Linked DNA regions of Homo sapiens: region 1 is linked to region 2. Evidence: chromatin loops called from intact Hi-C (ENCODE). Cell type or tissue: dorsolateral prefrontal cortex. All regions are shown on one strand. Links, peaks and the distances in the headings refer to the core of each region. The heading gives the core; the rest is flanking DNA. Region 1 overlaps APP-DT (APP divergent transcript). Region 2 has its middle 55 kb from the start of GABPA.

Evidence for each region. Hi-C counts contacts between places; a loop is a spot of excess contacts. Peaks named below come from ENCODE experiments on the same cell type or tissue, not always from the same donor. Only the 100,000 strongest peaks of a DNase experiment are listed, where the experiment ranks them.
Region 1: a loop joins it to region 2, with 2.7 times the contacts of the local background. A loop is called at or near these places in 5 of 110 quality-filtered maps.

The regions. Positions count from the first base shown.
Region 1 is chr21:26,177,255-26,194,042 of GRCh38, forward strand. APP-DT (APP divergent transcript) reads left to right here. Exons shown (of 4, transcript NR_186396.1): 2 at 3,283-3,347. It also overlaps the pseudogene RNU6-926P. Among named protein-coding and RNA genes, the nearest start is that of APP-DT, 15 kb to the left of the region's middle. In dorsolateral prefrontal cortex, for the core only: no CTCF peak of the experiment used is centred there; no DNase peak of the experiment used is centred there.
Region 2 is chr21:25,781,415-25,798,202 of GRCh38, forward strand. No RefSeq gene overlaps it. Among named protein-coding and RNA genes, the nearest start is that of GABPA, 55 kb to the left of the region's middle. In dorsolateral prefrontal cortex, for the core only: CTCF peaks have their summits at 8,811 and 9,010; no DNase peak of the experiment used is centred there; H3K4me3 peaks cover 981 bases; H3K27ac peaks cover 1,365 bases.

The sequences.
Region 1 (16,788 bases), core at 4,521-12,520, 400 kb after region 2:
ATGTGAAAGATATGCCTCCTGTTTTCAGACGGCACCGTGCTTGGAAAGGCTGCTTGCCAGAGGTGTTGAAAGGATGCCACTGGGCTGGTCCTGCACAATGGAAGACCACATCACATGCTCCAAGAGAGTCACTCCCCAGAGCAGCTGCAGGAAGCCACAGCTCTGTGGCCTGGGATCCTTGCCACACTGAATATTAGTGATAGACATTGGAGCCGAGGGGATCTTATGCTTCAAGGCAGCTGGATCTCTTTTTTACTGGTCAAATCATACCTAAGGATTGTCTTTCGTGTCCTAGAGACTTTGATGAGTAATTCAACTTTTAAAATCCAAGTGAAGGCTGTGGCTAGAGAAGCATGAGCTAAACCTAAAATGAATGGGAACATTACAGTCTAACAAGCCTTGAGAATTCAGGTTCACATTCCCTAAAGAAACAACATCCTGAATGATGAAACAAACACACAAACCAACCAACAATTTGTGATGTGAGATACCAAAACAGACACCCCTTTATCACCTAAGATGGACTGTAAGGTTAAGGAAACAAAGTTACCTACAGGGTTAGGGTTCGGGGACTGGCTGGCATGACCAATTTCTCAATTTCTATGGCTCTAAACTCCCTAATAATAGGAACTATCAGCCCCATCCTGTGATTTACAACCCAGACCACTACAACTCTAATTGGAATGAGGACCAGCCTTACAAACATTCTTTTCTGATAAGCAATTGCAGACCTTAAGCCAGTGTCAGCCAGTTTATTAGAGGCTGTGCACAAACTGTCTTTGGGTCCTGTAGTTCACCTTTTGATGTAAAGAGCCAAATTTTACCTCATTTTAACACTAAAACCCTGCCCCAAAGTGTACATGGGATGTCACATACATATTTACCCATTGCACATGCACTCAGCTCCCCTCATAAATATGTATATCTTTTCCTCCAAACCTGCTGAATATGTATGACTCCACTGTGTGAAACAGACCCTGTGAGGCATGAAACCCAACTGTCCTTCCTCTCTTTTGAAGAGAGACCACATTCAGCATACACCGAAGACTATGTCTTCCGGGTTTGCAAATTGATATTGCCAATAAAGCTCTCCTTTCTGTTATTTAGCCATCACGATGGTCTTTTGAATGATAAATTCACAAAAGCACCAAATCATTCAATATACAACGTTGTCCCTGAGCAAACACCCAACTTTATCCCTTAAATAACATTTTTGTCCCGTGTGTAATTTATTCAGTTAAATATAACTATTAGAAATGAAAGTGTTCAGTATTGGTGGATCAATAAAAAATTTTTATATTCTCACTTTGGGTGGGAATTAAAAAAAAACTGGTTCATTTGCTCCCATTAAGGAGCTAATGTTTATATGAGAAAAATATCTGGGCAAGAAAAAGAAAAGGCACAGTGAAAAAAGTACATCAGTAAATACAATTTAGTATAAAGTATTTGTGCACATATATGTGAATTCATCAGAAGAAAAGTAAGGATCAGGCCTGGTGGCTTGTGCCTATAATCCCAGCATTTTGGGAGGCCAAGGCAGGAGGATCACTTGAGCCTAGGAGTTCAAGACCAGTTTGGGCTCAAAATGAGACCCTGTCTCTACAAAAAATAAAATATATTTTTTAAAATTTAAAAATTTTGGCCAGGCATGATGGCTCACACCTGTATTCTCAGCACTTTGGGAGGTCGAGGTGGGTGGGTTACTTGAGGTCAGGTGTGGTGGTAGGCACCTGTAATCCCAGCAACTCAGGAGGCTGAGGCAGGAGAATTGCTTGAACCTGGGAAGTGGAGGTTGCAGTGAGCCGAGATCGTGTCACTGCACTCCAGCCTGGGCGACAGAGCAAGACTCCGTCTGAAAAAAAAAATAAAATAAATTAAAAAAATAAAAATTTTTTAAAAAGAAAATGAGAGTTACAGACCTGTAGCGTTGGAAGGGTGAATAAGGGACCTTCAGAGGAGGTTTTTTGTTTTTGTTTTTTATCAGGGTATTTGATAACAACCATTAAGAAAGAAGAAAGGAGGATGTTCGAAGGAGAAACCATGTAAATACATCAAGAGTGTTCATGATGGGGGTGGTAAGTGGGAGTTAGCTATAGGAAGAGGTTTTTTTTTTTGTTTTTTTTTTTTTGAGACTGACTCTTGCTCTGTCACCTGGGCTGGAGTGCGGTGGTTTGATCTCCACTCACTGCAGCCTCCCCCGCTGCCCCGGGTTCAAGTGATTCTCCTGACTCAGCCTCCCGAGTAGCTGGGATTACAGGCACGCACCACCAGGTCCGGCTAATTTTTGTATTTTTTAGTACAGACAGGGCTTCACCATGTTGGCCAGGCTGGTCTTGAACTCTTGACCTCAAGTGATCTGCCTGCCTCAGCTGCCTAAAGTGTTGGAATTACAGGCATGAGCCAGCACAACCGGCCAGGAAGAGGTCTTAATGTTAGAAGACCTGAGGAATTTAGGTCAGATGGAATAGGCAGCAGTGGGCAATTAGTCACTACAGATTTACCAATCATGATCTGACATTTTAACATTTCTAGAGGCTTGTCCACGGGGAAAGTATAGGGAGATTCAGAGGATGAAAAAGTTGAGATTGGGAAGAGAAGGAAGAAGAATGTGCCAGAGGTTCCAGGAATGAACATAGATAGGGTCTGTGAAAAGTTTGTGAAAAAATCACACAAGGACATCTTATTACTAATAAGGATGCCTAAGGATTACAGTATGTCAGGCTGAGGACGTATACAGACGGGATCTCTGAATACTCATGAGTTGTATTGGGTTAACATTGCATGTCACAAATGAAGAGGTGAAAGAGTAAGGGGAAGAGAAAGGAGGGTTTGTACCCAGTTCTGTCTAACCTGGACACCTTTAGTGACAATGCTGAACTGCAAAGGAGAAAAAGTGATTTGAAAACTTTTTTTTTTTTTTTTTTTGAGACAGAGTCTCAGTCTTGCTGTCTTGCCCAGGCTTGAGTACAGTGGCGTGATCTTGGCTCACGGCAACCTCCGCCTCCAGAACTCAAGCTATCCTCCTGCCTCAGCCTCCTGAGTAGGGGTGGGATTGCAGGCACACATACACCTGGCTAATTTTTTTTTTTTTTGTATTTTGTATTTTTAGTAGAGATAGGGGTTTCATCATGTTGCCTAGGCTGGTCTTGAACTCCTGGCCTCAAGTGATCCACCCGCCTCAGCCTCCCAAAGTGCTGTGATTGCAGGCATGAGCCACTGCACCTGGCCTGAAATCTTTTTTTTTAAATGAGGGAAATAATAAATTTAATGTTCATTTTGTAGGTGGAAATCAGAAGTACATGCAATAGGAATTAACTTGAATATGATGCATAAAGTTTGAAGCAAAGGTGAGTGATAGATGAACATTGGTGATGTAACTCCGGAAGTTGTCTGTCATAACTGATGACTTATCCCCATCATATGTGCTGAAAACTACTCAGATGAAGTTAACAACCTGATATTACAAAATAAGCATATATATTTTGTGTTTATAAGAACCTAATAATCATCTGGAGACTTAGTACTTGGGGGGTGAGCTATAGATAGCCCTGTGTATCAGGGTTTTCCAAACAAACAGAACCAATGGGATATATATAGATATATAAAGACACTTCTTATAGGAATTGGCTCAGGAGATTATAAAGGCCAAGAAGTTCCAATATGTGCCCCCTGCAAGCCGAAGAACCAGGAAATCCAGTGTAATTCTTGCATGTGAAGCTGAAGGGCTGAAGAGTGTCTGCTGGTATTGAAGGCTCAAGAACCTGGAGCTCTGAAGTCAAGGGCAGGAGCAGATGATGGATGTCCCAGCTTCAGAAGAGAGAGCAAATTTGCCTTCCTCCACCTCTTTTATGATTCCTATGCTCAGTTAATTGAATGATGCCCACTCACATTAGTGAGGATGGGTTTTTGATACCCAGTCTATTGATTCAAATGCTAATCTCTTCCAGAAATACTCTCACAGACTCTCCCAGAAATAATATTTTACCAGCTGTCTGGGCATCCCTTAACCCAGGATGGGCTAAGAGACAAGTGGACACATAAAGTTAACCACCATACCCTGTAAATATGGTATGAGAAGGGATCGAGTCATATTTCATATCAAGATTATTTTCCAATGCATAGATGCCTTGGAATAATACTTCTTATAAAATAATGAGTAACATTTTCTAGCACAAGTTCCAAACTGTGTACCATGGAACCCTAGCTCGGTCATATGTTGCTCGGTATTGCATGCATACCCGAAAAGAATTCTGTAATCAAGTAACTTTGAGAAATAAGAGGTTAAACAAAATTAAACAAATACCTTCACTTTAAAATGCATACAATTCTTTAAGATGATAATCTGCATTTTGAATTTTAAAGAGGGTAGGTAGCTTCAGTATGTAGCATCACTCCCTCTCCCTATTTCTTTTTTCTTTTTTTTTTTTTTGAGACATAGTCTCTCTCTTTTCCCCAGGCATGATCTCTGCTCACTGCAACCTCTGCCTCCAGGGATCAAGCAATTCTCATGCCTCAGCCTCCTGAGTGGCTGGGATTACAGGTGTGTGCCACCATACCCGGCTAATTTTTTTTTTTGTATTTTTAGTAGAGATGGGGTTTCACCATGTTGGCCAGGCTGGTCTTGAACTCCTGACCTCAAGTGATCCACCCACCTCAGCCTCACAAAGTGCTGGGATTACGTGCACACACACCTAGCTAATTTTTGTATTTTAGAAGAGACGGGGTTTCACCATGTTGACTGATCTCGAACTCCTGACCTCAAGTGATCCACCTGCCTGGGTCACCCAAAGTGCTGGGATTACAGGCATGAGCCACCGCGCCTGCCTGGCACCTCTCCCCATTCCTTGTTTTTGTTTGCTGCACCAACTCCTAGTGTTGCACAAAGCATGCTTTAGGGAATGTGGTTTGGAAGCATTCGAATCAAACCCTTGAATTTTTTTAGACCCTTGTAGAAGTGAAGGTTTATAGTGTACATTTTTGTCAAAGCAGATGGGTTCTTTTCACTGAAAGTTGTTTTCACACATGACCTTGAAAATAAATTAATAAAAAAAAAGTAGAAATATTAGGCTGACAGACATTTTAAAGTAGGGCATAAGATGCCATAAAAAGCCTTTTGAAAGTTTAAAATAGGAGTTAAAGTGTGTGTTATATGGAAGATACCAGATTAGAGTCTTTGAATATTTATTATATAAATGTGCAAGTATATGACCAGCTTCTTCCCAGTTTGGGGGAGTAATGGGACGGCATTCAGTTCACATTTGAGACTGCTTCTCTTTAAATTTTCGTAAGTGAAAAGGAAGAAGGATCACTAAGTTTACAAAGACAAGTCTCGGAATAAGACTTTCGTTCACTGTATTGCCTTTAATCATCTGGTGGGAGGGCCCTCAAGAAGTGGCCAAGGCCCTATGAAGATTGGTGAAGAGTTTCAAGGAGGAGAATTGAAGGAGACAGCTATGGGATTAATTTTGAGAGATGCCTTTGCTGAAATGTCTCATAAAATATACATGGAGAGCAAGGGCACAAGGAGACAGAGAACTCTCTCGGCCAAACAATAAATCAGAATTTCCATAGTTTTTCTCTGTTAGTCCTTATTGAAAAATTTGTCTACTGCTAATGGTGTCAAGTAGCCCTGCCAGCCCTCATTATTGTACCAAAAAGCAAAACGAGGAAAAGGTTTAGGGAGCTAGGTCTAAAAGGAATATCATTTCTGTTTCCCAACAATTAGTGAAAACAGATTCTGTTACCAAAATCTTGCAGAACCAAGGGTCCTAATACCCACTTTATTCTGGTGAGTTTGTCAGTCGATAAAAAATACTAACAGGCCAGGTTCTTTTCTCAGATAAACAGTAAAATAACATGGTTATAAACAGAAAAAAAATGGTGAAAACACAAATCTTGGTGTATTAGGCCATTCTTGCATTGCCAAAAAGAAATATCTGAGACTAGGTAGTTTATAAAGAAAAGAGGCCGGGTGCAATGGCTCACACCTGTAATCCCAGCACTTTGGGAAGCTGAGGTGGACAGATAACCTTAGGTCAGGAGTTCGAGACCAGCCTGGCCAACGTGGTGAAACCTCATCTCTACTAAAAATACAAAAATTAGCTGGGTGTGGTGGCATGCACCTGTAATCCTAGCTACTCAGGAGGCTGAGGCAGGAGAATCACTTGAGCCTCAGAGCAGAGATAGTGCCACTGCCTTCCAGCGTGGGCCACAGGATGAGACTCCATCTCAAAAAAAAAGAGAGAGAGATTTAATCAGCTTATGATTCTTCAGGCTTTGCAGGAAGCCTGATGCTGGCATCTGCTTGGCTTCTGGTGAGGCCTCAGGAAACTTACAATCATGATGGAAGGTGAAGGGGGAGTAGGGATGTCACATGACCAGACCGGGAACAAGAGAAAGCATGGTGCCACACACTTTTAAACAGCCAGATCTCATGAGAAGTCACTCATCACAAGGACAGCAACAAACAGATAGTGCTAAACGATTCATGAGTAATCCACCCCCATGATCCAATCACCTCCTACCAGGTCCCGCCTCCAATACTAGGGATTACAATTCCACATGAGATTTGGGTGGGGATAAGTACACAAACTATATCATTCTGCCCCAGCCCCTCTCAAATCTCATGTCCCTCTCTCATTTCAAAATACAATCATGCCTTCCCAACAGTCCTCCAAGGTCTTGACTTGTTCCAGCATTAACTCAAAAGTCCAAAGTCCAAATTCCAAGTCCAAAGTCTCATCTGAGACTCATCTCTTTCCATCTATGAGCCTGTAAAATCAAAACAAGTTATTTACTTCCAAGATATAATGGGAGTACCAGCACTGGGTAAACATTCCCATTCCAAAAGGGAGAAATCAGCCAAAAGAAAGGGGCTATAGTCTTCATGCAATTTCAAAACCCAGCAGGGCAGTCATTAAACCTTAAAGTTCCAAAATAATTTCCTTTGACTCCATGTCCCACATCCAGGGCACACTGGAGCAAGGGGTGGGCTCCCAAGGCTATCAGCAGCTCTGCCTCTGTGGCTTTGCAGCTGGGTACAGCCCTCATGGCTGCTCTCACAGGTTGTTGAGTGCCATGGCTTTTCTAGGCACAAGGTGTAAGCTGCTGGTAGATCTGCCATTCTCAGGCCTAGAAGGCAGGGGCCCCCTTCTCACAGCTCTGCCAGGTCATGCCCCATTGGGGACTCTGTGTGGGGTCTCCAGCCTCACACTTCCCCTTGTCACTGCCCTAGTAGAGGTTATCTTTGGAGGCTCTGCACCTGCAACAAGTTTCTGCCTGGGCACCCAGGCTTTCTTGTACAGCCTCTGAAATTTAGGTTGAGGCTGCCAAGCATTCTTTAATCTTATATTCTGTGCACCTACATACATAACACTGTGTGGAAGCCTCCAAGTCTTATGGCTTGCATTCTCCAAAGTGGCAGCCCAAACTGTACCTGGGTCCCTTTGAACCGCAGCTGGAGCTGGAGTGGCTGGGATATGGAGAGCAGTGTTCCAAGGCTGTGCAGGGCAGTGGGGCCTTGGGCCTAGCCCACAAAACCATTCTTTCTTCCTAGGTCTCTGGGTCTGTGATGGAAGGAGCTGCTGCAAAGGTCTCTTAAATACCTTCAAGGCCTTTTCCCCATTTTCTTGGATATTACCATCTGGATTCTTTTTAGTTATGCAAATATCTCTAGCAAGTGGTTTGCTCTGCAACCTGCTTGGATTCTTCCCATGAAAATGGGCTCAGCTTTTCAACCACATGGCCAGCCTGCAAATTTTCCAAACTTATACGCTGTCCTTCCCTTTTAAATATGAGTTCCAGCTTTAAGTCACTTCTTTGCTCCTATATCTGAGTCGGGCTGCTAGAAGCAGCCAGGTTAATTCCTAAATGCTTTGCTGCTTAGAAATTTCTTCTGCCAGATACCCTAGGTCATCACTCACAAGTTCAAACTTCCACACACCCCTGGGGCATGAAGAGAATGCAGCCAAGTTCTTTGCTAATGCATAGCACATGTGATCTTTGCTCCAATTCCCAATAAGTTCCTCATTTCCATCTGAGACCTTGGCAGGCCTGGACTTCACTATTCATATTTCTGTCAGCATTTTGGTGACAACCATTTAACCAGTTTCTAAGATATTCCAAACTTTTCCTCATCTTCCTGTCTTCTGAGCTCTCCAAACTCTTCCAACCTCTGCCCAGTTCCAAAGTTACTTCCATGTTTTCAGATATCTTTATATCAATGCCCCCATTACTCAGCACTAATTTTCTGTGTTACATCGTTCTTGCATTGCTGTAAAGAAATACCTGAGATGGGTAATTTGTAAAGAAAAGAGGACTATTTCCCTCACACTTCTGCAGGCTTTACATGAATCACAGTGCTGGCATCTGCTTGACTTCTGGTGAAGCTTCAGGGAGTTTTCAATCATGGTGGAATGCAAAGGGGAAGCACACACATCACCTGGTGAAAGCATGTGATGAGCAAGAGAGAGAGAGCGGTTGGGGGTGTTGCCACACACTTTTAATGAGACCAGATCTCATGTGAACTCAGAGGGAGATCTCACTTATCACCAAGGGAGTGGCCCAAGGCATTCATGAGGGATCCACCTCCATGATTGAAACATCTCCCACCAGGCCCCACCTCTAACACTGGGATTATACCTCAACATGAGATTTAGACAGGGGCAAATATCCAAACTCTACCACCTGGTTTTCAGGTCATTCTAGAGCACTAGCAGCTACCCTGGCTTAAATCCTGAAAAGTATCAAATTTATGTGTTTTTGACCGACATAAGAAAACAGGTCAAAGATTTGCTTAGTCCATTGTACCATTTCTGCCTTAACTACTTGGGAGCTACTGGGAATTTTCTATTTTTAAAATCAGGTTGTATCAAGATTGTTTGGTGTTTTTCTTTTTTCTTTTCTTTTTTTTTTTTTTTTTTTTGAGACGGAGTCTTGCTCTGTCGCCCAGGCTGGAGGGCAGTGACGCGATCTCCGCTTGCGGCAAGCCCCACCTCCCGGGTTCACACCATTCTCCTGAGCGCCTCAGCCTCCCGAGTAGCTGGGACTACAGGCATCCGCCACCATGCCTGGCTAATTTTTTGTATTTTTAGTAGAGACGGGGTTTCACTCTGTTAGCCAGGATGATCTCGATCTCCTGACCTCGTGATCCACCCACCTTGGCCTCCCAGAGTGGTGTGATTACAGGCGTGAGCCACTGCGCCTGGCCCTGTTTGGTGCTTTTCGACCAAAATCTCTAAACAACTCCAAAAGCCATAAACAGACTAAGCTAGAAAAAGGCAGACAAAGATATTAGAAACTAAGCTTGAGTAACTCAAGTCTTTAATGCTGTCTTACTAGTCTCAGTAATTCAGCACCTAGGAAACATCCACAGAAGACATTTTATCAATCAAAACAAAGAAGCTCGGGCAAGCACAGTGATGTGTGCTCACTCATAGATAGACTTGTTTTTGAAATTAGTCTTCAGTGATATTCATTCAGTGTGAGATTTAGTCTCCATAAACCGAAGCACAACACAACTTGAAGCTTTACTGGACCCTTGGGAGTGAGAAGCAGTTCTGTAATGTGTCTGTGATTAAGTAGCAGTTTCATCCTGATTTTTCAAGCTCAGAGCTCTCTACCCTTTCACATGCTTGAAGACAAGATGTTGGACAACTGGCCCAGAGGATGTTTTCCTCTCATTTCTGTAATCTTCTGATAAGGAAGGAACGATGTGACTTAACATGACTCTCCTTCAATCTGAACGTGCCAGTGTACCTTCTTTCCCATCCCACTCCATATATACTCTGTGTCTGTCTTTTGTTGTTGTTGTTGTTGTTTGTTTTTTGAGACAGAGTCTCACTCTGTTGCCCAGGCTAGAGTGCAGTGGCATAATCATGGCTCACTGCAGCCTCAACTTCCAGGGTTCAAGCAGTCCTCTCACCTCAGTCTCCTGAGTAGCTGGGACTACAGTTGGGTACCACCATGCCCAGCTAATTTCTTCAAATTTTTCATAGAGATGGGGTCTCATTATGTTGCCCAGGCTGATCTCAAACTCCTGGGCTCAAGCCTCCCAAAGTTCAGGGATTGCAGGAGTGAGCCACTGTGTCTGGCCTCCGTGACTGTCTGAAGTCTCTCTTTCACAACTCTCTTACAGTTCCTGTTAGTTGAGGAAAAAAAATCTGGAATTACAGTGTTTACAACTGAAAGGGATGAAGTAGTCATTTAGGCCAAGTCTTTAATTTGATGAGGACTTACTGGAGAGCCAGATAAATGAAGTCCCTTGCATATGGTCATATGAATATTTATTGGCAAAGCTTGGCCTTTGTCCTCCTGACTTCCAGATCTCATTTCATCTTGTGGTGCTTCCAGCATCTGGCCACCTTGCTAGACCTGAGTCATAAAAGCAATGGGGCGCTAAGACCAGCCATACTATAGGAAGTGGTGACAGTTTCCTCATTTAAAGTTGGGTTGTCTTTCTAGAATCTTAGAGTTGGAACTCAACTCAGAAATCACCTGTTTGATCCTCCCACAAAGGCAGGTGTCTCTCTTGCAATATTCTTGAGACAATCATCTGGCTTCTGCCTCCTTATTTTCTATTATCGGGAGCCAGCTTCAGGAAATAAAACATTTCACTAGAATTTTTGTGTTGTTACATTTAGCTAAAATTTACCTTCTCTTCACTTCTGTCCTTACATCCCAACACTGCCCCATGCAGTAACACCAAATGCAAAGACAGACTGTGCTTTCGACCACAGGGCACTCCTCTAGAAGTGTTAAAATACTTATCCAGTATTTCCTCAAGCTTCTCTTTTTTTCTCAAAGCTAAATATCTGATTTTTCTAAACTGTGCCTTATAGGTTACAGTTGCTGGATCCCTTGTGATGCTGAACTTTGGATGTATTCCTTTTGGCAAAATGACTGTATCCTACTTATCCACCAATTTGACAGATATTTAATAAGCACCTACTAAGTTGCAGGAGATTTAAAAAATACAAGCATGTAAATAAGAAAATATACAAAGTGATATATAACAATACAGGCTGTGGAGAAAAATTAAGCAGAGCAAGGGGAGATGGAAAATTTGTGTATGGTTAGGAGCTTGGGACCTTGCTATTCTATTAATACAGTGATCAGGAAAGGCCCCACTGATGTAGTGAGCTTTGAGCAAACAAGTAAAGGAAATGAGGGAGGAAGACTTGCAACTGTTTGGGGAGAGAGGATTTGGGCATAGAGAATAGCTCCTGAGGCAGAAATAAGTCTGATGTGTTTGGAGAACAGCGAGGTGGCCCTTGAGGCTCCAGTGGAGGGCGTGAGTGGGAGAGTGGGAGGAAGTGAGGTCAGGGAGGTTGTTATGGGCTGAATGGTGTCTCCCCGGAATTCACATGTTGAAGCCATAAGCCCCAGAACCTCAGCACATGACTGTATTTCGAGATAATGTCTTTAAAGACCTAAAATGAGGTCACTAGGGTGGGCCATAATCCAATATGACTGGTTTCCTCACAAGAAGAGGAAATTAGGACACAGATGGGCACAGGGGGAAGACCATGTGACGACACAGGGAGAAGAGAGCCATCTATAAGCCAAGCAGAGAAGCCCCCAGAGAAGCCAATCCTGCTGACACCTTCATCTCAGCTTCCAGCCTCCAGAATTGTGAGAAAATAAATTTCTGTTGTTTAAGGCATCCAGTCTCTGGTACTTTATTATGGCTGTCCTAGAAAGCTAACACAGAGGGGAAAAGGGCCAGATAGTATAAGACCTTGAAAACCATTTTAAGTTCTTTGAGCAGAAGGGGAGCCAGTGAGGGTTTCGGAGCAGATGAAGGTGATGACTGGGCTCGTATTTTAAAAGCATCACTCTAGCTTCTGTACTGAAAGCAGTCTATGGGGAGGCAAGGACAGAAGGAAGAAAACCAGGAGGAGGCTATTGCAGAAATGTACATGAGGGTGGAAGGTGGTGAGGAGAGGGAAGTTTTGGAATATATTCTGAAGTTAGAGCCAAAAGGATTTTCTGATGAACTGAAATTGTGATGTGAGAGAAAGAAAGGAGTCAAAGATGACCCAAGGCTTTTGGCCACAGCAACTTGGAGAACGGAGTTAACATTCATTGAGATGGAAAGAACTGTAGGAGCAGCGGGCTTTTTTTTCCTTCTTCAACTTTTAAGTTCAGGGGTACATGTGGAGGATGTGCAGATTTGTTACATAGGTAAACGTGTGCCATGGTGATTTGCTGCACAGATCAACCCATCACATAGGTATTAAGCCCTGCGTCCATTAGCTATTTTTCCTGATGGAGCAGTGGGTTTTAAGGGGGAGGACCAAGAGTTCAGTATGGACACATTAAGATTAAGATGCCTACTCATCTTTGAGTTTGAAATGCCAGCTAGGCTGTTGGATGCATGAATTTAGAATTCAGAGGAGTGGTCAGGGTAAGGATACAGATGGTACTGAGTGAGATCACTTAGGGTGAAATGAGGACAAAAAGAAGGCTTTGGAGGCTGGGGATTGTGGCTCATGCCTGTAGTCTCAGCACTTTGAGAAGCCGAGGTGAGTGGATCACTTGAGGCCAGGAGTTCAAGACCAGCCTGGCCAACATGGCAAAACCCTGTCTCTACCAAAAATACAAAAATTAGCCAGGTGTGGTGGCAGGCATTGTAATCCCAGCTACTCAGAAGGTTGAGGCATGAGAATGGCTTGAACCTGGGAGGCAGAGGTTGCAGTGAGCTGAGATGGCACTACTGCACTCCTGTCTGGGCCACAGAGTGAGACCTGGTCCCCCTGAGCACCCCCCCAACAAAGTAAAGGATTTGGGATTAAGCCCTAGTGTACTTGGAAATGTTGAGGTTGTTAAGATGAGCAGGAAAAAGAGAAGCAAGCAGAGGAGGGGCAGCGAGTGGAGTAGGAAGAGAAAGAGGGTGGTTTCCAAGGAGCCAAGTCAAGAATGTGCTTCGTGAGGACAGAATGATTACTGGGTTGATGCTGCAGATACTGTGTGTCAAATAAGGTAAGGACTGCATTGTATTTAGTGATAGAGAGGTCATTGCTGACACTGACAAGAGCCAGTTCAGAATGGTGGGGACAGAAGTATGATTTGAGTGGGCTCAAGAGAGAGTAGGGGAAAGAAATTTGAGTCCAGCAATGATTAAAATATTCTTTGGGAAGACTTTTGCTGTGAAGGGAGCAAAAAGCTGAAGGTAGCTAAAGAGAGATACCAAGAGAAGGTAATTTTATTATTATTTTTTGAGACGGAGCTCACTTTGTCACCCAGGCTGGAGTGCAGTGGTGGGATCACAGCTCACTGCAGCCTCAACCTCCTTCACTCAAGCGATCCTTCCACTTCAGCCTTCTGAGTAGCTGGAACTACAGGCACGTGCACCACACCCAGCTAATTTTTTTATGAGCTTGAGCCTAGGAGTTCAATACCAGTCTGGGCAACATAGTGAAGCCCCATCTGTACAAAACAATACAGAAATTAGTGCTTGCTTCAGCAGCACCTATACTAAAATTGGAATGATACGGAGAAGTTTAGCACAGCCCCTGTGCAAGAATGACACGCACATTCATAAAACATTTCATATATTTGTAGAAGCACATAGGAAAAAAAATACAAAAATTAGCCAGGTGTGGTGGTGTATGCCTGTAGTCCCAGCTACTTGGGAGGCTGAGGCGGGAGAATCACCTAAGCCCAGAAGGTCGAGCCTGCAGTGAGCTGTGATTGCACCACTGCACTCCAGCTTGGGAGTGGAGTATCGCCCAGCTGGTCTTGAACCCCTGGGCTCAAGCGATCCTCCTGCCTCGGCCTCCCAAAGTGCTTAGATTACAGGTATGAGCTGCCGCACCTGGCAAAGAGGCTTTTTTTAATTGAATATGTGAAAATATATTTGTATGCAGAGGAGAATGATTCTGTAACAAAGGAAAATGGACAAAGCAGGAGAAGGAACAATTGTTGGAACAATGTCCTAGAGTATAAGAGAGAGTGGCACACTGAATACAAGCACAGGAGTTGGTCTTAGATGGGACTGACATCTCTAGCTATATTACCTTATAGACAGCCACATGTAGCTATTTAAATGTAAATTAATTTAAAATGAAGACAATTAAATTTTTTCTGGCTGGGCTAGGTGGCTCATGCCACCTCAGCACTTTGGAAGCACTTTGGAAGGTCGAGGTGGGCGGATCACGTGATGTCAGGAGGTCGAGACCAGCCTGGCCAACATGGCAACACCCCATCTGTACTAAAAATACAAAAATTAGCTGGATGTGGTGGCATGCCCCTGTAATCCCAGCTACTCGGGAGCCTGAGGCAGGAGAATCGCTTGAACCTGGAAGGCGGAGGTTGCAGTGAGCTGAGATCGTGCCACTGCACTCCAGTCTGGAGGACATAGCAGGACTCCATCTCAAAAAAAAAGAAAAAAAAAATCCGTTGTGCTAGCCATATTTCAAGTGTTCAATAGCTGCATATGGTTGGCGACTACAGTACTAGACAGCAGCAACAAAGAATATTTTGGTCATTACAGAAAGATCTGCTGAGCATGCCTGAGCTGAGAAATGAGGGAAGGCAGACATATGTATGAGCGCCTATGCAGAGAGGTGAGTAGATGTGGTTGCGGGGAGCTTGTGGAAAGTCTTTCCTGATTTCTTCTGTTTCTCACTAAAGGCTACTTAGGAGAAGGACCTGGAGCTTTGAGGAAAAGGTGCAGACTATATCTTTAGGAGATAGAGAGAGTGAGGGGACACGGGGAAAATGGCAGAATTGCAGAACAACTTTTAAGATCCACTTCAGGCCAGCACAGTGGCTCACACCCGTCATCCCTTTTTTAAAAACTTTGAGACAGGGTCTTGTGCTATAACCTAGACTGGAGTGTGGTGGAGCGATCTCGGCTCACTGCAGCCTCAACCTCCTTGACTCAAGTGATCCTCCCACATCAGCCTCCACTACACCCGACTAATTTTTGTATATTTTGTAGGGACAGGGTTTCACTATGTTGCCCAGACTGGTCTCAAACTCCTAGACTTAAGCAATCTGCCTGCCTTGGCCTCCCAAAGTGCTGGGCATAAGCCACCACAACTGGCCACACCTGTAATCCCAACACTTTGGGAGACCGAGGTGCGAGAATCGCTTGAGGCCAGTTCAAGATCATCCTGGACAACGTAGTGAGACCTCTTCCAAACAAAAAAGAATTTTAAAAGTTAGTCAGGTGTGACCGGGTGTGGTGGCTCATGCCTGTAATCCCAGCACTCTGGGAGGCTGAGGTGGGCAGATCACAAGGTCAAGAGATCAAGACCATCCTGGGTAACATGTTGAAACCCCATCTCTACTAAAAATACAAAAAATTAGCCACGCGTGGTGGTGGGCACCTGTAGTCCCAGCTACTCAGGAGGCTGAGGGAGGAGAATGGCGTGAACCCGGGAGGCGGAGCTTGCAGTGAGCTGAGATCGCGCCACTGCACTCCAGCCTGGGTGACAGAGCAAGACTCTGTCTCAAAAAAAAAAAAAAAAAAAAAGTCAGGTATGGTGGTTGTATTAGTCCGTTTTCATGCTGTTGTTAAAAGACATACCTGAGAACGGGCAATTAACGAAAGAAAGAGGTTTAATCAACTTACAGTTCCACATGCCTGGGGAGGCCTCACAATCCTGGCAGAAGGCAAGGAAGAGCAAGTCACATCTTATGTGGATGGCAGCAGGCAAAGAGAGAGCTTGTGCAGAGAAACTCCCATTTTTTTTTTTAAGCCATCAGATCTCATGAGACTTATTCATTATCATGAGAGCAGCACAGGAAAGATTCACCCCCATAATTCAATCATTTCCCATAATTCAATCATTATGGAAGCTGCAAGATGAGATTTGGGTGGGGACACAGAACCAAACCATATCTGTGGTGCTCATCTGTAGTGCTACCTACTTGGGGGGCTGAGGCCAGAGGAGCCCTGGAACCCAGGAATTTGAGGTTGCAGTGAGCTATGGTGGGCCACCACACTCCAGAGCCAGCCCATCTCTAAAAATAATTTTTAAAATATCCACTTTAGGTTAGTGATCTCTAATTTAGGGAAACCAATCAGCATGCTGTGTAGTTTTTTCCAACTTATGTTCACTGGCATGAATGCACTGTTACAGTAGGTAGAAAGCTGGGGCTAGTCCAATGAGTGGTTCTCTATCCTGGCTGCATGTTAGAATCACCTGGGTGAGTTATTTAAAAAAAAAAAAAAAAATCAGAAGCCTCATCCTTGTAGCCAAAGGATCTGATTGAACATTCTGAAAATGGGGCCTGAGCAACGAACAATCTATTTAAAGCTCCCAAGGTGATTCTAACACAGACATGCTTTTTTTTTTTTTTTTTTTGAGACAAGGTCTCCCTTTGATGCTCAGACTGGAGTGCAGTGGCGCCATCTTGGCTTACCGCAACCTCAGCCTCCCAGGCTCAAGCGATTCTCCTGCCTCAGTCTCCTGAGTAGCTGGGATTACAGACGCATGCTACTACCACCTGGCTAATTTTTTTTGTTCTGTTTTTTTTTTTTTTTTTGTATTTTTATTAGAGATGGGGTTTCACTGTGTTGGCCTGGCTGGCCTTGAACTCCTGACCTCAAATGATCCACCCACCTCAATCTCCCAAAGTGCTGGGATTACAGGCCAGATACGTGTTTAAGAACCACGGAGTTAGAGTAAGAATGTGGAGGAAATGTGCAGAGTAGAGATGAAGGATGGGGAACTGTGTTACTGATGGATCATGGGTTCCACAGGTGCAAAGAAAGGCACTCAGGATTTGTGCAGGGATGGGGGACGGGATGAGATTGAGAAGTGTTCAAGGCTGATG
Region 2 (16,788 bases), core at 4,289-12,288:
CTGATTACAATAAACTATAAAAGAAATTGAGGCAATCAAGGAAATTTGAACGCTGTATTTTTTTAAATATTAAGGAATGGCTGTTCTTTTTTTCGGTGTGATAATAGTGTTGTGGTTATAAGGAGGAAAGGAAGGAAAGAGAAGAGAGAGAAATGGAGGAAAGGGATTTTAATCTTTCAAAAATGCATACTGAAGTACTTAGAGATGAAATAGTGTGATGTCTAGCATTTGCTTCAGAATATTTCAGTGGGTGGACTATAGATTAAAACACACACACACAAAGGCCATGTGCTGAAAGCAGACTGGGTGGTAGCTACATGTAGATACATGAGGGTTTATTATACTGTGCTCTCTGTTCAGAGTATGCGTGAAATTTTCCATAAAATAGTGCATTTTTAAAAAACTATTATAAAGAAGCTTACCTAAAAGAATAGCACAGATGCGGCAATGTCACCTACAAAATCATAGCAGGTTTTTAAAACTGCATCACTAGGTAAAGAATACATATTTGTTTTCATGAAATGGGCACTTTATGTAACAAATGTGTTTCTGAAAAAGTTGTACCTAAATAAAATATTATAAGCATAATTGTTAGCAGTATTATATATACTGTTTGGCCCCCCCCAAAAAAGATGCATTTATAATTTTTTTTGCGATCCTCCCACCTCAGCCTTTCGCTGGGACCACAGGAGTATGCTACAACTCTTGGCTAATTCTTTCTAAATTTTTGGTAGATGCAGGTTCTCCCTGTGTTGCCCAGCCTGGTCTCACACTCCTGGGCTCAAGGGATCCTCCCACCTTGGCCTCCCAAAGTGCTAGTATTAAGGCATGAGCCAATGTGCCTAGCCCATAGTTCTTGAATACCAAGGAAGAAAAGAGGTTTATAATTAAGCTCTAAATTACAGAGGAGTGGTATTCCTGAAAAACGTTTAGTAAGTGGAAACTGCAACTGTAATGCATATATGTAGAAACCCAAGACTTGCAATCACTTCACAAGAAACATTAGGCACAAATTACCACAAGGTAACACAGCTTACTGACATGGAAATGAGATTCCATCAAACCTATTTCTAAAACTCCTTCATAGTTTCTTATTGCCGTCTGGAAAAAAAGTGCAATTTCCTTAGCGTGGTGTGAAAGCATGGAGCCAGTTTTTATCTTTACCCAGCTTCCAGTTTCCATGCTCCTTCTTCCTGGAAGCATTATTTATCAACCATAATTAGCCCAGGTCAGATTTGTGCATTAGAAATACGGTCACTTAGCGCTGTCTCCTCCACTGGATTAGCAGCCATGACGTTCAGGACCTGATATTGTCTTTGTTTATCACTGCATCTTCAAACCTTAGTTGTGGCCGGGCCCAGTGGCTCACATCTGTAATCCCAGCACTTTGGGACACCGAGGCAGGTGGATTGAGGTCAGGAGTTTGAGACCAGTCTGGCCAACATGGTAAAACTCTGTCTCTACTAAAAATACAAAAGTTAGCGAGGTGTGGTGGCGCATGCCTGTAATCCCAGCTACTCGGGAGGCTGAGGCAGGAGGATCGCTTGAACCTTGGAGGTGGAGGTTGCAGTGAGCCAAGATTGTGCCACTGCTCTCCAGTCTGAGAGACAGAGTGAGACTCCATCCGCCTCCTCCTCAAAATAAAAATCCTTAGGTGTTATAATGGATACAGCACTGTAGTTGTGCCATTAGTCCTCAAAATTCATGGTGTTAGCATCTTATATCACTTATTTTATAGACAAAGAAAAATTATTATACTAGAGAACTGCATTTTTTTCCTACAGTTTCTTAGATATAATTCCATGGAAACTTGGATCTGCTAAAACAATCGGCAGCATCAATACAGCATTGGGAAATGATAAAAGGAAATCTGTTAAAACTATCAGAAATCTTATTAATCACATATGTTTATCCATTTGATAGATAAATCATGTCCCTTTGTCGATTTAAAAATAATTTATATTAAGATATCTTTCTGACAATTATTGTGACTTTTTTGAGAAGCATGCTTTGGTACTATAGAGTATCTTTAGCACAGTGATTCGTATTTGGATAACAAGAGTCACAAAAGGAAAAATCGCCTTTACTTTAATGCTTAATTATTTGCCATAATATATTTGATTTGTATATGACTTTGTAGAAACTACTTTGTGCTCAAGTTTGTTCCTCTAAATAGAACTTTATATTTCTTAATTGGCCAGCTTGTTTCATTGATCTGTCCCAAGTCTCATTATGAAATCTCAAAATCTCACTTTGATTGATTTGAAAAAGTGGAGGGAATCAGACCATTTGGTTTTTTTTCCTTTGTTTTTGACAAGATTTTTGGTGCACAGTTTGAGAAATGGCAGAATTACCCCCCAGCTAAAATATTCGGAGGCTCAAAATTCATACTAACCTTTCTTGTTTCCTAAGCTGAAAAAAGCTGCCACGCAGGGTTCTTATGGCAGGTTCTTGTCAAATTCTCACACTGAAGAAAATCAATGACATATTTGAGAGCATCAAGCTTCAGAAGAATTTAGCAAACAGGATGTCAGAAACCTTTCAGAAATAAAATCATTCACCTGGGTGGATTTAGGGCTGAAATTATTCCATGATATGTTTGATAAACTTTCATGCCACTGAAAACATTTCTCCCTCATATTTAGGCTTCTAAAGGTTTTCTCGACTTTCTTATGTTAAAAATTAACCCATCTCATCTCTGTTGAGAAATAAATAATGCCCCATATCTTTGAAAAGATAAATCAATGTTAAGATTATGTTCTATGTCCTCACTTCATCTGTGAGGATGTCAGAATTTCTTTTGGCTGTTTGTCAAGTCATTGGCAATATCAGAATTATCTCTCAGAAGAGAAATAGTTGAACTTGTGTCACCCTGTGGGATCTATTGGGAGTGAATTAGATTGTGGAAACGGCATATGCTCTATCTGAAAGTCAATCTCAGTTCACTAACTAGTGTCCTAGAAATCTGAAGGAGGTAAGGATGAGAAACAATGTTTCCTCAAATCTCTCTATATTTTCACTATTTCCTAAAAGTTGATAACTAGAAGATCAATTTAGTATCTCTTTGGGGAGGAGCATGAGTAGGGACTGTGGTGTGTGTGGGTTTGTTTGTTTTTTTTTTTTTTTTGGAGATGGAGTTTCACTCTTGTTGCTCAGGCTGGAGTACAATGGCCAGACCTCAGCTCACCACAACCTCTGCCTCCCAGGTTCAAGTGATTCTCATGCCTCAGCCTCCCAAGTAGCTGGGATTACAGGCACACACCACCACATTGGCTAATTTTTATATATTTTTTTTTTTAGTAGAGATGGGGTTTCTCCATGTTGGTCAGGCTGGTCTTCAACTCCTGACCTCAGGTGATCTGCCCACCTCAGCCTCCCAAAGTGCTGGGATTACAGGCATGAGCCACCGCACCCGCCCTGTTTTTTCATTTCTGTTCCCTCTGATTGAAATGCTTCCTCTTTTTATCCTTCCTTTTCCTTCTTTCTCTCTGTCAAAATTCCCATTATCCTTTATTGTCCAGAATTGACCAGACTGTCCTTGAACACACTTCCTTTGAAGCTACACTCACCTGATTTTCCACCTCACTGACCCCTACTTTTGGGTTCCATACTAGACTCCTTTTTCTCTTCCAACCGCACATTAGGTGACTGTAACGTTACAAATCATCTATGTGAGTCATCAATCTTCATATCCAGCTTTGATCTCTCCCAGAATCCATTAATATCTCTATCTGCTTACAAGGATGTATAGTAAGACATTTTAATCAAAAAATGGCAAAAAGAAAACTCTTTTATTTTTTTTAGACCGAGTCTTCCTCTGTCACCCAGGCTGGAGTGCAGTGGTGCCATCTCGGCTCATTGCAACCTCCACATCCTAGGTTCAAGCCGTTCTCATGCCTCAACCTCCTGAGTAGCTGGGACTATAGGCACAGCACCACCACGATCACTAATTTTTGTATTTTTAGTAGAGGGGGTTTCACCATGTTCACCACGCTGATCTCCAACTCTTGATCTCAGGTAATCTACCACCTCAGCTTCCCAAAGGGTTGGGATTACAGGCATGAGCCACCGCACCCTGCCCTATCAGTAAATATTATATTATAAACACCTATCACAAATGCATAGGTACTCAGATGGATTTCTGGAGATGATTCTTTAAATGTGTTTAATTATGTTGATTGATTTTTGAATCACAAACTGATTTTGTTTTCCTGTAATGAACCCGGCTTGGCTCTGATGTATTATTTTGGCATGTTGCTGGATTCGGTGTACAAGTATTTTGTTGAAGGTTGGTTTTTTGTCTGCAAACATAAGAGATACTGGTCTGTAATTTTCTTTTCTTGTTGTCAGGCTTTCCTGTGGGTTTTTGCTGTCCCCATAACTAAGTTGGAAGTGTTTCTTTTGTCTCTTATTTCTGAACATTTTTGGATAATATTGTTATTTTTTCTTTAAATATTGGATAGACTTCACCAGTGAAACCATCTAGCCCTGGAGTTTTCTTTGTGAGGAGACTTTTTTATTAGTGGATTACACTTCTTAAGTAGATATAGGAAAATTAAGAGTTTCAATTTCATCTTAAGTCAGCTTGGACAAGTTGACTCTTTTTCCAAGAAATTTGTCCACTTCATCCAACTTGTCATATTTGTTGGCATAAAATTGCTATTATCCATTGTCTATAGAATCTGTGGTATATCTTGCTTTCATTCTTGACATCGAAATTTGGGTTTGTCTCTTTTAAAAAAAAAAAAAGGTCTTGCTAGGGATGAATCAATTTCATTGATCTTTTTAAGGAATTAATTTTTGGCTTTGTTAATTTTCTGTTATTTGTTGTCTTCTCTACAGATTTATGCTTTTATCTTTATTGCTTTCTTTCTTGTTTGGGTTTAATGTAATCATATCTTTCTGGCTTAACGTGAAAACTTATGTCACTGGTTTAACACATTTACTTATTTTTTGAGAATCCACAGACCATTTATTAAGATAAATCTTATTTGAGTCCATAGACAAGTCTTGATAAATTTAAAAGGATTAAAACCACACAAAGTATGTTCTCTGACTATAAGGGATTTAATTAGAAATCAATAGCAGAAAGATACGTAGAGAATACCCAATGATTTGGAAATTAAACAATACATTAAAAAGAATTTTTTTACTATATACATTTAAAGCTGTGCATTTCTCCTAAACATAGCTTCAGCTCCATCAAATACATTTTAGAATGTCGTACTTTTATTATAATTCAGTTTAAATATATACTAAGTTCCTTTGTCATTTCCTATTTTGCACACTTGGATTATTTCAAAATATATTATTTAATTTCAATATCTATCACAGTGGCTTTTGTCATTGTGAGAAGTTACGAAGATTCCAAATTTCTTATGAGTGGGTATTGTTTGCTCATAAAAGTTTAGCCCATTAAAAATGATGTGGCATATGAAATAACATAACATTTTATTTCCTTTTTTATTACTTCTTTGTAAAATCCAATTTTAAACATTTTATTAAAAGCAAAAAGTTATGATATAGTATTAAAATATTTCATTTTGGGCTGGGTGCAGTGGCTCTTGTTTGTAATCCCAGCACTTTGGGACACCGAGGCAGGTGGATTGAGGTCAGGAGTTTGAGACCAGCCTGGCCAACATAGTGAAACCCCATCTCTACTAAAAATACAAAAAATTAGCTGGGCATGGTGGCAGGCGCCTGTAATCCCAGCTACTTGGGAGGCTGAGGCAGGAGAATCGTTTGAACCTGGGAGGCGGAGGATGCAATGAGCCGAGATCACACCATTACACTCCAGCCTGGGCAACAAGAGAGAGAAGCTGTCTAAAAATAAATTTCGGTTTGAAGAATACATACATCAGTATCTATATATGTAAATCACATGTATTTATGTATATGTGATCTTTACACCACAGGTAACTTAAAAAATGTGAATGCTGTTCCCTAACAGACCTTTTTACTCTCTTCAGAAACTTCATAACATGGATATTTGAAGGAAATCCTAGAGCTGAATTTAAAGACGGGGTTTGAGGAGACTTGAGTCATTCTGTATAGTAAAATAAGATTTTGTTGTTTTGTCATTGTTTACCCATAAAATGAGGGAGGAGAGCTAAGCACTATGCCTATGAAGCCTGCATTGCAGAATCTTTCAGCAAGATTAATGTCAAATGTGGAATTTTAAGATGTTGACATTACTATATGTCAAAGAGTGTTATAACAAAGTATCATTAACCAGTGGCTTATAAACAACAGACATTTATTTCTCACAGTTCTGGAGGCTTGAAAGTCTGATATCAAGGTGCTGGCAGATTTGGTGTCTGGTGAGGACCCACTTCCGGGTTCATAGATGACGCCTTCTCACCACTGGGTCTTCATATGGTTAAAGGGGCAAGACAGCTCTCTGGGACCAATTTTATTTATTTATTTATTTTGAGATGGAGTTTTGCTCTTGTTGCCCAGGCTGGAGTGCAATGGCACGATCTCTGCTCACCACAACCTCCGCCTCCCAGGTTGAAGCGATTCTCCTGCCTCAGCCTCCCAAGTAGCTGGGATTACAGGCATGTGCCACCACCCCGGCTGATTTTGTATTTTTTGTAGAGACGGGGTTTCTCCATGTTGGTCAGGCTAGTCTTGAACTCCCGACCTTAGGTGATCCACCCACCTTGGCCTCCCAAAGTGCTGGGATTACAGGCGTGAGCCACCGCGCCCGGCTGTCTGGGACCAATTTTGTAAGAGCATTAAACCTATTCATGAAAGCTCTGCCTTCATGACCTAATCAGCTCCCAAAGGCCCCACCTCCTAACACCATCACCTTGGTGACTAGGTTTCAACATGTGAGTTTTAGGGAGACGCAAACGCTCAGAGTATAGTAGTTATATCCTTCCATGTCCACTATCGCCACCTGCACATGTGCCTCTCATAAAAATGCATTGAAAAGGTGAGTTTGGAGGCAATTAACCAAAAATCTACCCAGTTTTAGATTTAGGAAATGTAAATCTTAAGGAATGGAAAGCCTTCCTGCAGACGTCTAAGTTGTGTTTGGGTGTGTATTTATTTGAGTATATCTGCATATAAGTGTTAAAGAATCGGAGGACAATTCACTAATACACATTCGTTATCTCTAGAAAAAGGATTTTTAACACATTTGCTTATTCCAATTTCTACTATAAAAATAGATCACTGTAGTCATACTCCCACTTATGGTTAAGATGGTATAACCAGAATGAGGTAAGTCTCATTTATTTATCAGCTTAAACTGAGATTCCAGGGTTGCAGCATGCAGAGAGAGTAGAAACCACTGGGAAGCCAAGACAGCTAGAGTTCACAGAGCAGAGAGAAAAAAATCGCACAGAGATCAAGCTTGGGAGATCTGCAAAGGGTTCCCCTGGGGCTGTCCAGTGAGACCTGGTCAGTAGATATACACGGGAGGATCCTACCCAAGGCTGGGGAAGGAGCCACGTGACAGGAGCACAGGGAACAATCCTCAGAGCATACACAGGAGAAGTAATGGTTGTGCTTCCACCAGCCAGAGAGGAAAACCTTATAAGGCATAGAGTACTCGGAATGCTAGAGACTAAAGGCTGCCCTGATCCTACCTGACAAAGTTTAAAAAGAAAGCCTAGTCCCAGCGGGGCGTGGTGGCTCATGCCTGTAATCCCAGCACTTTGGGAGGCCAAGGCAGGTGGATCACCTGAGGTCAGAAGTTCGAGACCAGCCTGGCTAACAAGGTGTGAAACCCCGTCTCTACTAAAAATAAAAAATTAACCAGGTGTGGTGGCATACACCTGTAGTCCCAGCTACTGGGGAGGCTGAGGCAGGTGCTTGAACCCAGGAGGCAGAGGTTGCAGTGAGCAAAGATCGCACCACTGCACTCCAGCCTGGGTGACAGAGCAAGACTCAGTCCCCCCCCCCCCAAAAAAAAAAAAAAAACAAACCAGCAAAGCCTAGTCCCAGAATAAAATTTAAAATGACTTTTGGGAATAAAAAGTAATAGATTATTGTTAATTTCCATTACTTTAAAATCTGATCCATTACATATTATATGCGTGTATCAAAATATCACATATACCCCCAAAATATATACAACTATTATATGTCAATTTTTTAAAAGTTGTACCCAGTCTTCAAATTCCAACTAAAATGCTAACTGATTCCTTCATCTGAATTTTTGTAGCATTCTTTTATGGCAATTAACACAGTCTATATTTTAGAGATTTTATCCAATTGTATTGTAAATGGGTTTTATCTATTAGGTTGGTGCAAAAATAATAGCGATTTTTGCAATTACTTTTAATGGCAAAAACCACAATTACTTTCGCACTAACCTAATGGTTGTGCTGTAAATTCCCAGGGGATAGGGAACACCCAAGATTCATACAACTTTGTGTAAATATGTTAACCATCTTGCATTATTAGTGCCTTACATAAATCTGATTTTAAAATATATATTTGCCCAGTAAATGAATATTTCAGTAAAGTTTAATAAAAAAATATAAGTATTAACTGGCTATTAATTCATATGAATTTATGTAGAAGTCTTCTTAAAAATTTGAGAGTTAACTTAAGAATCATTCTCATATCATTATTGCCAGCATGTTTTCCAAAGTATGAGCCTAAATATATGGACTAGCCAGTTCTCATGGCCATTAGTGTACACTTGTAAAATTATTTTTATTTATGTTGGAATTTGCAAAGTCTATTTTCAAATCCAACTGGGATTATTTTTATGGCAGAGATTATTACAGCGGTATTTCTAAGTCATGTAGAAAAAAATGTGAATCTGGGAGGTTCTGTGATGCTTAGAGATTTCAGTTCCAACTTGTTCCAGTTGATGTCACTATGGCAAAGGTATCCCACACATGTGGCATACAGCAGCGGGGGAAGGAGGATACAAATCTAATAATGTGGCCAAATCAAGAGGAAACGTATTTGGGGGCAAGGCTAAAATGGGAATGGGAGCATGGCAGAACATCAGGATTCCACATCTGGAATCAGAGGGGCTGAGTGAATGCATTTACCTGATCTTCTATGAGTCAGCAAAACAAACACACAAAGCCATCGTGAGTTTGGAAGCTGTGAAACTGCTGCTCTTTGCAATGACAGATCTTCCTATGCTCTGAACTGCAGCAATACATTGAGGTAGCAGTAATTACAGACTTTCATATGGCTTCTCTGCTCTGTAGAAGTAGTAAATGAACCTCTTGGGGCTAAATTTCTAGCTTTGGGCTCCTGCACCATCTTTCTCCCTACAGGAAGTCACGACAGACAACAGAGGAAGTCCAAAGCAAGGACAACGCTGTTTATGAAAAGGAGTGGTAATGGTTCAGAGTGAAAATTAACAGATGTTGGGATAAAAATGTCTGCCTGGGTACTTTATGGCTCCAAAGTAAATAATATGTCCCTGAGTTTTAGCAGCTGTTTAGGGACTCCTGTATCTTAGTGTTAGTTTAAACGGCAAGGTAAAGGAACTCATGTAACTTAACACTGTTCATCAACACAAACTTACTGGATATCTTTCTGAAATGTGAAAACAGATCTGTTTTCAGATACTATTCAACTGTGCAAGGAGGCAAACAGATGTATTCATTAACACTCCCCACAGAGCATATTGTGATATTTGCAAATGGAAAATGCTGGAGCTGAGGTTACACAAATGTTTTCTGTTATGAAACTTCCTTCCATAAGACCATGATTTTCAAGGAGGATCTCATTTAGGACTGTTTTTTGTTGTTATACTTTCTGTAATGGGTGATTTTTCTAATTAAGATAATTTGCATTTTAACCTTGTTTTAGAAAGTGATTATTCTTTTTTTTTCTGTCTAAAGGTAGATAATGTTACCTGTTTAAATTCATTTTTTTAACCCAAGTTTTGCCTCAGGATCTATAAGTCAATTTTTTATAGTAAGATATTGGATGCCCAGTGAAGAAAAGGTTTTTGCCAAGCTGAAAGAAATTCAAGGCAAGATTGTGAGATGTCATTGGTACAATACACACCAACTAAGAATCCTTGTTTCTGTTTTATGCCTATGAACCAATAACAGTGATCAGTGTGGGGACATTTCATTGGAATTCTGCCTGAGAAAAAGCAGGAGTGTTCAGTCCTTCAGCGCCACCAACAGCTCTGGATGCCAAAGGACCATGCTGGTAGGGCTCAGAGTGCTCAGACAGAAGTATGAGGCAGAGTTTCATGGGGAAATGAGATGGGTCTGAGATGGGTAGGAAGAGGGGGAAAATGGGCCTCTCAATGCTCTCATAGCCTCTTAATGCTCTCAAAACAGCCACTGAGGCAATGAAATTTTTTTTTAACTTTTAGGTTCAGAGATACATGTGCAAGCTTGTTATACAGGTAAATTATGTTTCAAGGGGGTTTGATGTACAGATTATTTTGTCACCTAGGTAATAAGCATAGTATCTGATAGGTCGTTTTTTGATCCTCACCCTCCACCCACCCTCCACCCTCAACTAAGCCCTGGTGTATGTGGTTCCCTTCTTTGTGTCCATGTGTTCTCAATGCTTAGCTTCCACTTATAAGTGAGAACATGCAGTATTTGGTTTTCTGTTCCTGCCTTTGTTCACTTAGGATAATGGTCTCCAGCTCTGTCCATGTTTCTGCAAAGAACATGATCTCATTCTTCTTTTATGGCTGCATAGTATTCCATGCTATATTGTACCACATTTTCTTTATCCAGTCTACCATTGATGAGCATTCAGATTGATTCCTCATCTTTGGTACTGTGAATAGTGCTGCAATGAACATGCACATGCATGTCGTCTTTCTGGTGGAATAATTTGTATTCCTTTAATTATATACCCAATAATGGGATTGCTAAGGTCGAATGGTAATTCTAAGTTCTCTAAGAAATCACCAAACTGCTTTCTGCAGTGGCTGAACTAATTTACATGAGCACCAGCAATGTATGTATATGAGCATTCCCTTATCTTTGCAACCTCACCAGCATCTGTTATTTTTTTACTTTTTTATAATAGCCATTCTGACTGGTGAGAGATGGTATCCCACTGTGGTTTTGATTTGCATTAATTAAAAGAGATTTATTTATTTATTTATTTGAGACAGGGTCTGGCTCTGTTGCCCATGCTGGAGTACAGTAGTGTGAACAGGCTCACTGCAGCCTCAACCTCCCAGACTCAGGTGATCCTCCTGCCTCAGCCTCCTGAGTAGCTGGGGCTACGGGTGTGCACCACCACGTCTGGCTAATTTTTAAATTACTTGTAAAGATGGGGTCTTCCTATGATGCCCAGGCTGGTCTTGAACTCCTGGGCTCACGTGATCCTCCCACTTTGGCCTCCCAACATGCTGGGATTACAGACGTGAGCCACCACAGCCAGCCTGAAACGAGTTGAAAGGCACAGGGAGAACCCAGGTTTCTGTGGACTCCACCAGGACATGATGGAAAATGGACCTTGAATGAAATTCCTTGATTACGTGGCTAGGAAGACTCCTGGTATCTGCTGTGGTAACTTCAAGCCACAGAGGAGAGACAGAAAATTCCCTGAGTCCGGGGGATAATAGTCATGACAAGGGTGAAACAGAAAACGAAAAAAAAAGAGAGGAAGGGTTGATACCTGTTGACAGAATAAACACTACAAAGGAAAATCATCCTTGTAAAGTAAATTCTGTCAACATGAATCTTGTTCGTCAAATTTGATTTTAATATTGAGAGTAAGATAGTTTTCAGTTTGTCTGCTGGGACCATGATGAAGCACTTTCTTCATCTAGAATTTCCCTGGTGATCTTTCTGGGGATATTTTTCTGTATCCCAAGCTTTCAGCAAATTTTGATGTGTTGCCCACTTTGTGTGAAGAGAGATACAAAAGAAGCTTATGTGACCCCTGCTTCCCCATGTGCAAGACAAAACTGGCCCCTAATGAATTGAGATGAGATTCCCAAGATTTGGGGACTTCATGGAAGGGTAAAATTACAAAACAATAACAATGTTCTAGTTTTCTAAGGCTGCCATAACAAAGTCCTATGGACTAGGTGGCTTTAACAACAGGAATTTATTTCCTCACAATTCTGGAAGTTAGCAATCCAAAATCACGGTTGGTTTCTTAGGTCTTGAGGGAAGGACCTGTTACACACTTCTCTCTCCTTGACTTTTGACGGATTTCTTTTCCATGTGTCTTCACATCATCATCTTTCTTTTTCTTTCCCTCCCTCCCTTCCCCTCTCTCTCCTTCCTTCCTTTCCTTTGTTTTTTTTTTTTTTTTTGAGAGAGTCTCACTTTGTCACCCAGGCTGGAGTGCAATGGCACTATCTTGGTTCACTGCAACCTCTGCCTCCTAGGTTCAAGCGATTCTCCCACCTCAGCTCCTGAGTAGCTGTGATTACAGGCACATACCACCACGCCTGGCTAATTTTTGTATGTTTTGGTAGAGATGGGGTTTCACCATGTTGGCCAGGCTTGTCTCGAACTCCTGAACTTAGGTGATCCGCCTGCCTCGGCCTCCCAAAGTGCTGGGGTTATATGCATGAGCCGCCACACTTGGCCATGTCATCTTCCTTCTGTTGCTTGTCTGTATCGGAAGTTCCTCCCGTTATTAAGGATACCAGTCAAAAGGTGGGTTATTAGGCCCACCCTAATAACCTCATTTTAATTAATTTACCTTTTTAAAGACTCTATCTTCAAATACAGTCACATTCTAAGTTTCTGGGGTTTGGACCTCAATATATGAATCAGGGGCTTGGGGACAGGGGGAACATAATTCAGCCCATAGTAAGCTACAACAACAAACCCACAAGCCAACAACCTGAGGTGGATGACACATGCTTTCAAAATTTGTATTTTGTAAAATCAGAATTAAAAAACATGGCTGGGTGCAGTGGCTCATGCCTGTAATCCCGACACTGTGGAAGGCTAAGGCAGGAAAACTGCTTGAGATTAGGAGTTCAAGACCAGCCTGGGCAACACAGTGAGACACCCCATCTCTACAAAAAATTTAAAAATTACCCAGGCATGGTCATGTATGCCTTGTAGTCCCAGCCATTCAGGAGGCTGAGGTGGGAGGACCATTTGAGCCCAGGAGGTAGAGGCTGCAGTGAGCCATGATGGTCACTGCACTCCAGGCTGGGTGACACAGCAAGACCCTTTCTCAAAACCAAACAAGCAACGAACAACAAAACAAAACCTATGACATTATAATTTAATAAATTAACAGAAAAAGGATGTACTAGTGATGTAATCAAAGAATAAAGGAGTATTCTTTAAATACATTTAACTTTTTAAGCATCTCATATATTTATCCTTATTTTTTAGGACCAGTGAAATTTTGAAATTTTCATTAGTAACTGGTGAGGATGTGCTGAAATACATTACGGTAATTGTAACATGGCGCCCTAGGTAAAATTTGGTTCTAATATTTTCAAAACCTTAAATATGCTGGTAGAAACCTCGCAGGAGGTGAGGCCTAAATATATCCTGAGACCTTGCTTCTGGGAAAACCACCAGAAGGGATTATTTGATTATATCCATATTAAGCTGATAGTTTAACCAAAAGAGTAATTTCTAAGGAGGTAGAATGTTCTGTGACATCATGAGAGAATGAGAGAGCAAGAGTGACATAGAGGAGTTGAGGAGGTAGAGCAGCCCTTTTTTTTTTTTTTTTTTTTTTTTTTTTTTTTGAGATGGAGTCTTGCTCTGTCGCCAAGCTGGTGCAATCTCGGCTCACTGCAACCTCCAACTCCCTTGTTCAGGCGATTCTCCTGCCTCAGCCTCCCGAGTAGCTGGGATTACAGGCACGCACCACCAAGCCCAGCTAATTTTTGTATTTTTAGTAGAGACGGGGTTTCACCATGTTGGCCAGGATGATCTCAGTCTCCTGACCTTGTGATCCGCCTGCCTCTGCCTCCCAAAGTGCTGGGATAACAGGCGTAAGCATCGCGCGGGGCCGGGTGGCATTTTTATAAAGAGTTTATTTCCCTTTTTAAATTTAAGCTACACTATGCCTATGATCTGCTACTCTTTCTTATGGAGGTAGGGGTGTGTGCGTGTGGGTGTGAGAGAGTGTGTCTTGTTCTTGTTGTTGCTTCTGTTGTTGTTAAAGAAATTATTCATGAGTGATGCAGGGTTGAGACTTAGCCATTGATAGAAAATACGTGAGGGCAGATCTTCATCTCACACAAAGAGGGAACTCAAGTGATAAAGTAGAATTGAGCCTGGACTATAATTTTGATCTCTTGCATGTGAAGCTATTAAAACAGAATCATACATATTTGGAGAAAGGTTCTGATATTATACTAATGTATTCTGGTGTGATTTCTTACCGATGCCCTATGACAAATTCCAAGCCCTATAGGCAAAGTTTTTGTTGATGCAAAAGGATATTCTCATCAGTTATTTCAGAAAGAGGTGCATTCTAAATGAGGAAATTAGGACTGACAACTCAGTCCTTAGATTGGCTTGGCAAGGAGAAACTGTATGGCACCTGTTTCTGTTGTATAGATCTTTGCTGGTAGCACGGGATACCAGTGTCAGGAGACTAGCTCAAAGGTACTCTGTCTGGGTAGAGGATTACATACTTTCTATCCTCATGCACACTGGGCCAAGGCATCCGGTAAAGATGGCTCCTGGACGAAGAGCTCTGAAAGCTGCAGTATCCATTGGCAGCTGAAATAAAACTGTGTATTGCATTGAAATGACTTTCTGTCATTCGAGTTAAGTCCTGAACGTTGAGTTAAGTCTTACTAAAGGCTGCAACCTGTCTCAGTTGTGCTGAGCAATAAAAGAGTAGGTTCCATGTTTGGTCCATGTGGGAGGGACTTCCGCTCTTTAGATAATATATTGGTCCTGATGTTATTAAATTCTTATTTTATTCATTATAAATGTTTTACATGAACTAAAAGTATTGCATTAAAATATTTATTGCAATCACTGAGTTTTTCTGTGCCTCTGCAAATTTTACACCCCATTATCAGCACTGATTATTTCAACTATAAAACGTCATGATCTGTTTTACAGTGAGACAAGGAGTTTTAAGTTTCCAAGTTCACAGGAAATGAAACAAGAAATGTAACAATATGGTTTTATATCACATTTTGGGAGGCTGAGGCGGGAGGATCACTTGAGGCCAGGAGTTTGAGAGTAGCCTGGGCAACATAGTGAGTCTCCTGTCTCTTTAAAAAAATAATAAAACAGTAAAAATTTTTAAAAATACAACTTATCAAAATTTGTGGGATGCAGTGAAAGCAGTGCTTAGAAGGAAATTTATAGCATTAAATATATATATTAGATGAAAAGAAATATCTAAAATCAATAAGCTATAGGAAAGGAAACTATAGAAAAGAATAAGAGTGATGCAAACAGAGAAAAAAATAAAAATTAGAGCAGAAATCACTGAAATTGAAAATAAACCAAAGAAAATGAACGAAATCAAAGCTGGACTTCAGTTAATAACATTGTCACTACTGGTTCAATAATTGTGACAAATGTACCATACTAATGGAAGATGTTAATAATTGAAGAAGCTGGCTGTGAGACATGTCTCTGAACTGTTTGTATTATCTCTGCAAATCTTTAAATACATAGCTGTTACAAAAACAATGTTTTTTAAAAAATATTAAATATCTGGTTTGAGAGGGTGAATTCATTACTAAGCAAGTTGGCAGTATCTGCTTTTAAAAAAGCTTTGAGAATGACACTAAGGACCCATATTTTAGAGATGGCTCAGATCCGACATGGCCAAGACTCAGGAAAGGCATATTTTGGGTTCCTTTTGAAGTGTGAAATTTGAGTATGAAATTGTCTGAGATCTTCAAGCAGTCACCTTCCATCCATTTCCAAATGGGACAGGATATAAATAAGTTTATTGCTTTTGAAAGATCATGTGTAAAAGGGCTACAAAAACAAGGACATGGAGAAAAGGCAGAAGGTGCTTCTAGAAATAGGATTTTAAAAAGTGAAAGTTCTGCGTTAACAAGACTTGCAAAAAAACTGCTTAGGTTGGCAAGAGCTATTTTTTGAAAAAGGAATTTTGAAGGAAAGATCAGAGGTACTTGTCCCACATAAGGTCTGCTTTAGAAAAGATGGGATATTAATATTGCTATGTCACCTAATTTTGACTTTTAGAACAGGAACACCCCAAATAACAAGGGTGGTGTAACAAAATAGAAAGCTTGTCTCATTCTCATATTGAATTTGGAGCCAACTGACCAGGGCTTGGTTTCCTCATCTGTAAGATGGATGACAACAGCACATCATGGTGATGGTCATCATCATCATAACTATTAGACTGTGGCCGGGCGCAGTGGCTTACGCCTGTGATCCCATCACTTTGGGAGGCCGAGGAGGGCGGATCACCTGAGTAGGAGTTTGAGACCAGTCTGGCTAACATGGTGAAACCCCGTCTCTACTAAAGATACAAAAGTTAGCCGGGCATGGTGGCAGGCGCCTGTAATCCCAGCTACTCAGGAGGCTGAGGCAGGGGAATCGCTTGAACTTAGGAGGCAGAGTTTGCGGTGAGCCAAGATAGCAGCACTTCCCAGGCTGGGTGACAGAGCAAGACTCTGTCTCAAAAAAAAAAAAATAAATAAATAAATAAAAAATAAGAATCACAAACACATGTATGCACAACCCAAACACTGACAGAGAAAGCTCTGTAAATGAACATCCTAAGCCTCATTCACACAGGACAGCTTTATAGATTTCTTAACATCCCTGTTTTTAGCTATAGAATTGCTAATTGTGCAACAAATGCTATAGAGGTGCTCGCTTGGCATAAAAAGGAACAGTGAAATCCATAAGCCTGAAATCCATCAGCATACTGAAAACCAAA